Linked DNA regions of Homo sapiens: region 1 is linked to region 2. The links are chromatin contacts, found by Hi-C in ENCODE. All regions are on one chromosome and are shown on one strand. Each heading gives the region's core, a stretch centred on a gene start or an enhancer-like site at or near the end of the contact. The rest is flanking DNA. Distances are from core to core; before and after follow the strand shown. Region 1 overlaps RPS6KA5 (ribosomal protein S6 kinase A5). Region 2 holds the start of LINC02321 (long intergenic non-protein coding RNA 2321).

Evidence for each region. A loop is a pair of places that touch in the nucleus more often than their neighbours do. Pooled maps may share reads with other maps.
Region 1: a pooled map shows a loop between it and region 2 (4-fold over the local background). The contact joins the enhancer-like site here to the promoter of LINC02321 in region 2. A Hi-C loop is called at or near these places in 6 of 50 pooled maps.

Annotation. Positions count from the first base shown.
Region 1 is chr14:90,968,563-90,972,124 of GRCh38, forward strand. All of the region lies in intron 3 of RPS6KA5 (ribosomal protein S6 kinase A5), which reads right to left. Among named protein-coding and RNA genes, the nearest start is that of RPS6KA5, 90 kb to the right of the region's middle. Within about 2 kb of position 1,694, at least 2 of the 41 ENCODE cell types and tissues checked have a DNase peak (open chromatin) inside an H3K27ac peak, as active enhancers do.
Region 2 is chr14:90,826,725-90,830,481 of GRCh38, forward strand. LINC02321 (long intergenic non-protein coding RNA 2321) reads right to left here and starts at 1,450. Exons shown (of 4, transcript NR_184259.1): 1 at 1,265-1,450. RefSeq lists a silencer at 1,481-1,740.

The DNA of each region.
Region 1 (3,562 bases), core at 444-2,943, 140 kb after region 2:
GATAACACCATAACTTAAAGCTAAAAATAACCTCTTGTTACTAGAGTCAATGAATACTTTTCAGTCCTCATATTACTTAACTTTATGCCCTTTGCAAAGGGCAAAAAGGAAAAGAGTGTTTCAAAGGCAGCAAAATAGCACAAAAACTGCCTCTATGGATCAGCCCAAATTGAGCCCCTCAAAAATGGTTATGTTAACCCACTGAATTTTGGGTTAGTTATGCAGAAAAAGACAACTGATATATTAGCAACTTGTAGATCATGCTTATAACTTAAGTGTCTTGTTCAAGATCACACAGTTAATAACCAAAACAATCTTTTTATTTTAGCAGAATAATAGCCCTTTAATTTAGGTCACACATCTTTCATATTAGGAAAACAATTTATATTTCATTTCAATGACACATAATTTATGCAGATATTTAACAGTAGCAAGTAGATTTCACTTTGTTATTATGAAATAATATTTCCTTCTTGGATTCAGAATAGCAAGCCGTGTGTGTGTATGTGTGTTTGTATGTATATGGAAAGGCAGGTAGAGAATGGAGGAGAGAAAAATAGCCTTTAAACCAGTAAATTTGTTTCTTAAAACAGTAAATTAATTCTGAGAATTTGAACTGAAGATCTCTACAAAATTTCCAAGATTCTTAAGCAACTCATATCATTCTGACAATTAATACCTTATGGAATTAACGTTAGGGTAAAACAGCACGTGCTCTCCATCAAAATTCTGACTTTCTAAGTACATACTGTTGCACAGTTTCAGGCTGCTCGTCTTTGCACATCTGATTTGACTTAACGTTGAACTCAGAAATCTCTCCATTGTTCTGCAGTTCATACACTTTTATTAGCAGATGGAGAAAGTGAAATTCACAGAGACATTGGGTTACATAAGCTTTAAAGTATTACTAAAAACTACAGCCTAAATAGCCCATTTTCCATTTAAGATGCAAAAGGATAACCACAGAAAGGGCTAGCAAGCTTATTTTAAGGCTATGTCTTGCTCGTGCAATTGCATGGAAGTCAGCTTGTAGGAGGGGAAGTCGTAGAGTTAACAGAAATCCTACATCTCCTGCTTTCAAGGAAAGATTCTGTTCTGCTTTCACTCTCCAAACACCCAAACACCTACTTATTTCCAGTAATACTCTGGCTGACCTCTAGACATCTAAGCTTTCTATTTCAAATTCTCCTACTTAGAATTTCTCTCTCTCATATTTCTTCTTAAATGGTGGCACCTTCCAAAGAGCTGTTATTAATTCCCACATGCCCCCTATGATTCAGACCACTTCTCTCTTTTTTTCTCTCTCTCTCTGCACTGTTACTTGGTCTTCTTTTTATTTTTTTTCCTACAAATTTTCCTCTTCCTTCTGATATGCTTCACTTCCATGAACTCCCATACCTCCTGTTCTCATTTCTACCTACTCTTTCTCCTCTGGACCACCCAAATCTCTCTTGATAGCTCCCTTTTCTTATCTTCTATCTAAAATATAGTCTTAACGTGACATGCCACACAAACCTGAAAGTCATTTCTTTTTAATGTCATGCCAAAACCATCTCAGTTTATTTTTGTTTGGTTTTAGCTCAACATTCTAATAGTACACTCTATAAATGCATTTCAGCTTATCAAAATCATTACAAAGTTCTGACTAAGAACATCTTATCAATCTTGTGAATTAGTCATATTTACTTCAAAGCAAGGAAGTGTTTTCAGTTACTGTCTGTTTCGTCATACTAGTGACTGTAATATATCATGAACCATTCTGTTACCATCTCAGCAATTACAATTATTGCTCACCCTTACAATTATTGAGATGAAACCAATACTCAAAAGTGAAACTTTAATTTTTAAATACCTCTTAACTCCATTGAAAGAATGACTCATGATCACAAAACTGTCTACAAGGCTGGGATGGCATTCATTATTGGGAATGATCCTTGGCATTACCTTTACAAACACTTTGGTGATTTGCTTATTTAACATCTTGTGAATTCTGATTAATGTAACAATTTATTACAGTCATAGATCAGCTGGTGTTTCAACAAAATCACCACTAACAGAAACCAGAAAACATCAAAAGAAAAATTATTTTTACAGATTATTTTCCACATAGAATTCCCTCTCAGTGTTAGTTGAAATAAATATGAGTTTTAAGAGAGAGAGAACAGATAAAAATATTTTTATATCTCTTGTTGTAACCATGCACAGGTACAGAAAAAGTTATAAAAGGAGACATGATCTCCACGTTACAAGATTTGGGAAAAGTAAAAGAAATATAAAGGGAAAAATCCACCAAATCCAATATCATTAGCTATAAATCAGAGGCTTAAAAGATATTAATGTTGTTGAATTAAAAAAAAAAACCAGAAATGTGACTTAACAATAGATAACTTTAAAGCAGGGGTCAACAAATTACAGACCAGAGGCCAAATCTGGTCCACCACCATTTTTGTAAATAAAATTTTATTGGAACTTGGGCCAGGCACGGTGGCTCATGCCTGGAATCCCAGCACTTTGGGAGGCCAGGGCGAGCAGATTACCGATGCCAGGAGTTCAAGACCAGCCTGGCCAGCATGGTGAAACCCTGTCCCTACTAAAAATACAGAAATTAGCCAGGTGAGGTGGCACATGCCTGTAAACCCAGCTACTCGGGAGGCTGAGGCAGGAGAATCGCTTGAACCTGGAAGGGAGAGGTTGCAATGAGCCGAGATCACGCCACTGCACTCCAGCCTAGGCGACAGTGAACTCCATCTCAAAAAGAAAAAAAAATTATTGGAACCCTACCATGCCTATTTATTCACTACTGCCTATGGTCAAAGAGACCTTAAGGCTTGCAAAGCCTAAAATATTTACCATCTAGCCCTTCACTGGTCAAAGTCCTGATGCCTGATTTACAAGATGACAGATACAATATAAATAAAGAGAAGGCAACTACCAGTAAATACAGCATATTGTAGGAAACAATCACACATACTCAGTTCAAGTAGAAATGCTAGTCTATTCCGTATCTGGTTACTAAAAGCAAAATGTCACAGGTAAGCAAATGGCAAGATAATACTAACATTGTAATAATCTTATCATTTGGAGAAGCCTGTGCAAACAAGGCGAATTTAATCCCAATGGAACAAGCCCCATCAAGAAGTCTACAGTGAGCCATAAATACTAGTAGGCACATGATGGCAGCCTAGACATGAATCTCCACATCTGCTCCTAAAACATCTTTAAAAACAGCAAGAAAAGCTGTAAACCTCCATGACCTACTCCTTCAGCAAAACTGAGAGAAAGAAAACCCATATACACCAAACAACATGGTTCAGGGCAGGCTAAGAAGGAACTGGGCAAGACATGAGCAATGTGGGAAGGTAGGAAAATGTAGTAAGATAGCAGGATATAGAACTAATATATAAAAGTAATAGCTTTCAGCTAGAAGGTATGGTGGAAGAGAAGACCCCATTTACAAAAGCAACAGATGACAGAATATCTAAGATTCAGTTAAGAAACATGGCTAGGAAGTAAATGCTAAAACACACCTGAAGGTCTTAGAAGGATTTCAACATCAGCAAAC
Region 2 (3,757 bases), core at 200-2,699:
TTGAAAAAGGATCTCAGGTCCAGTCTGCTCACCAACCCTCACCATCTAACAAAGTGGTCCTGGGTTTTCAAAACTCTTGCACTCAAAATAGGGTCCCAGTATTCAGACATATGCAGTCCCAGATCACCCCCGACCATCAGATGAGAAAAACCCAACAATCTGGTCTCCTTTCCTGCAGCAAAGCACTTGGTGGTCAGAAGGGTTGGGGGTGAAGGTTTATGGGATCTGCTGGACAGCTGGTGAGGCATACAGACACTTCTGGTTATTATCTTTCTCCCAAATCAAATGCTAAAGGTACTAAAACCATGCTGACTGCATGAACCATTCCCTGGGGACTGGTAGGGCATTCCATTCCTCCCCACATTTGGGAGTCCAAACTGGGGTGGAGGGGTAAGAAGTAAAAGGTCTGGGTCAAGTGCTGCCCATCAGCTTGTTCATGATCAGGTACCCTTCAGTTTCCTTATTTGTAAGAGGAGAGTGCTAGTCAAGGAGGTCCTGGGCTCTGGTCGTTGATTCTGTCCTGTCAAAGTGAGAGTGGCTGGAATGGGATTGGTATATGGGTGCTCCCATACAGCTGAGGTTCCTTTCTGAGCTCTCAGGAAGCAAATTAAAAAAAAAATAATAATAATTACCAGGTGAGATGGCTCACAGCTGTAGTCCCAAGCACTTTGGGAGGCCGAGGCGGGTGGATCACCTGAGGTCAGGAGTTCGAGACCAGCCTGGCCAACATGATGAAACCCGTCTCTATTAAAAATACAAAAATTAGCCGGGTGTGGTGGTGGGCACTTGTAATCCCAGCTACTCGGGAGGCTGAGGCAGAAGAATCGCTTAAACCCGGGAAGCAGAGATTGCAGTGAACCAAGATCACTCCACTGCACTCCACCCTGGGTGACAGAGTGAGACTCCATCTCAAAAAAATAAAAAATGAAAAATAAAAATAAAACGAATAATAATAATAAGGCATCTGAAAAAACTCTTGAAGTTAGGAAACCTGGATTTGATTTTCATCTCTGTAACTGACCTGCCGTGTGACCTTGTGAAAGGCGTGTCCCCTCTCTGGGGGTGTCAGTGGACTAATTCCCGAGTTAGCTGTGGGGGGAGATGATCACTGGCATTTAACAGTAAGGTGGGGCTTCAGAAGTCCATCTACTGCGAAGCAAGAGAAAACTCCACGGAATACACGACTGAAACGAGTGGGAAGCCAGATGTGTCACGGACGTAGGGAGGGGAAGATGAAGGTCCCAGCAAAATCCCGGGAACATACCTGTCAAAGGGTCAGCGAGAAAACCAGTCCCTTGGCTGGTTGAAAGGAACACTTGATTCTTTGTCAGAAAGCAGCCTTGCGCTTCTAAGGGGTCTGCTGTCTGAAAGAAGCCTTCGAGGCTCGCAGACCTGGGGAAGAACTCAACCTGCCTTCAGCCCATGGGGACTGGGGCCGGCGCGGCTTTCTGGAATCGAACGGAACGAGGCGACCAGGCGCGGCGGCGGCAGCCAATGAGGGAGCCTCCTGATGAGGTCATGCAGTTCCTGGGCGCTTCATTGGCGGATCCTTCGCGGGGCCGCGGCGGGGGCCGCAGGGCGGAGCGAGGCGGGGCGAGGCGGGGCGGAGGCGGTGCCTGCCAGAGCCCGGACCTAAAACCGCGGTTCGATTTTCCTTATTTCCTCCCAGCGCTTATTTCCCCTGAGCGCGATGGGTCAGGCCCTTCTTAAGAGAGCAGTGAAAATACCCAGAAAAAAGGGCTTTTACTCACTCCAGAGACTGGGTTTACTTATTTTGGGTGAGCCCTCATTTTCTTTAGTAAAAGTGGAGGGTTGTTTAGTTTTGTTTCAATCCAGGCCAAACGCACTATTAACTCTAACCATTTAGCAACGCTGAGAGAATGTCCCTTGGTAGCCTTTTATTTGCCCACTGTGGTCCTCTAACCCGCTGTGTTGGGAGCACCGAACACCAGCTTTGTTCCACAGACGTGGAAACAGACCCAGGCGACTTGCCCAGGGTTATGTGGCCATTCAGTGGGACAGTGGGGGAACAGAGAACTAAGCTTTTGGTCCCTGCTGCCTGCCCAGGGGACCCACTCTCATGACCCTGGGTCACAGCCCAGGGCTCCCCACAGCCCAGGGCTCCCCACAAGGAAAGGCAGTCAAGTCAACCTTGCTGCTTCCTGTTGCAAGCTTTTGATACATCAGTTTCATTTTCAAAATACCGCCCAGAGTAGTCTATGGTCAGCAGAAAGATGCTGACAGCACTGTCTATTCTAGGAAGTTATTTTCGAATGAACTACAGTGTGAGGGACGGTTGGAATGTCCCTGATGCTGAAGGAGCCTGGCAGCTATTACGCTGGTCCTCAGCCCACCAGGCCTTCCTTTTTAAGAGGTATCTAGGAACTTGCATAATGCCTCTGTTTTGTTGCAGTCTAAGGGCGCTGACCCTTTGCCCAGAGAGAAGCGGAGTTTTAAGTGATGTGTACAGGACACTCTTCTAAGGATGAGACCCTGGCACTTGGCCTGGGCCCTCAAATATGCGTTGAATGACTGATACAGCCTGAATGCCTGTTATCAGACTCAGAGATTGTGTGGGCCAGGGAAGGCAGGCAGCAGAGAGAGTGCGGGCAGGCCGGGCGCGGTGGCTCACACCTGTAATCCCAGCACTCTGGGAGGCCGAGGTGGGCAGATCACTTGAGCTCAGGAGTTCAAGACTAGCCTGGGCAACATGGCAAAACCCTGTCTCTATTTTTATTTAGAAAGAAAGAAAGAGAGCGAGAGAGAGAGAGACAAAGAGAAAGAAAGAAAGAAAAAGAAAGAAAGAAAGAAAGAAAGAAAGAAAGAAAAAGAAAGAAAGAAAGAAAGAAAGAAAGAAAGAAAGAGGAAAGAGCAGAGTTAGATGGCCTCACTCGTGGGAGGATGCCATCTGTCATCTGGGATCTTTATCTCCTTTCCTGTATTTGAGGAATCCCCCACCAGAGACACTGAAAATGCCAGGCACTCACTGTGCCAGACCCCCTTGTTTCTACAGTGAGGGGTGGGGGACCTCAACCCTGCCAGGCAGACGCCACTCAGAAAGCAGGTGCAGGAGCGTGGGCAGCCTCAGCCTGATTCGGAGGCATCCCAGGTGGCAACTGCTCTGGCAGGCCATGTGAGTGGGGCTGGGGTGCACTTGGGTATCTGTGCCCAGCAGTGGTGGCAGCACTTTTCCTCCCTGCCAGACCAGTCCTGCGGAGGATGTCCAGCCTCCCAGCCTGGGTCCCTTCCTCCCAGAATGTGTGCACCTGATGTGATGAATTCCACTTCTACCTAAATCAGCCAGAGCTGGTTTCTGTGGTTTCTAGCAGAGAACTGGACTGCTGGAGGAGGCTTCCTGTAGGAGGGACAGGCACTGGCTAGGCAAGAAAGGATGGGCGCCCAGGTAGAAAAAATGGCACCAGGCTAAGGGTGGGGAGGAGACGGAGGACGGAGAGGCATCGTGGTACCATCTTCCTTCAGACCAAGTCACAAGTTTCAGAATTGTGTGGAAGGAAGCAAGTCACATTGCTGGGTCGGGTATCCTCCAGCCTCTCACAGGAGTTATAAAGGGTCCTAGGAGTCATGATTGGGCTGGAGGGGTTTCCTGCAGGTCTGCTTTTTCCCCTTTGAGCCTTCCTTCCTTCCTTCTTTTTTTTTCTTCAGACAGAGTCTTGCTCTTATCACCCAGGCTAGAGTGCAATGCCGAGATCTCAGCTCACTGCAACCTCAGCCTCCTAGGTTCAAGCGATTCTCCTGC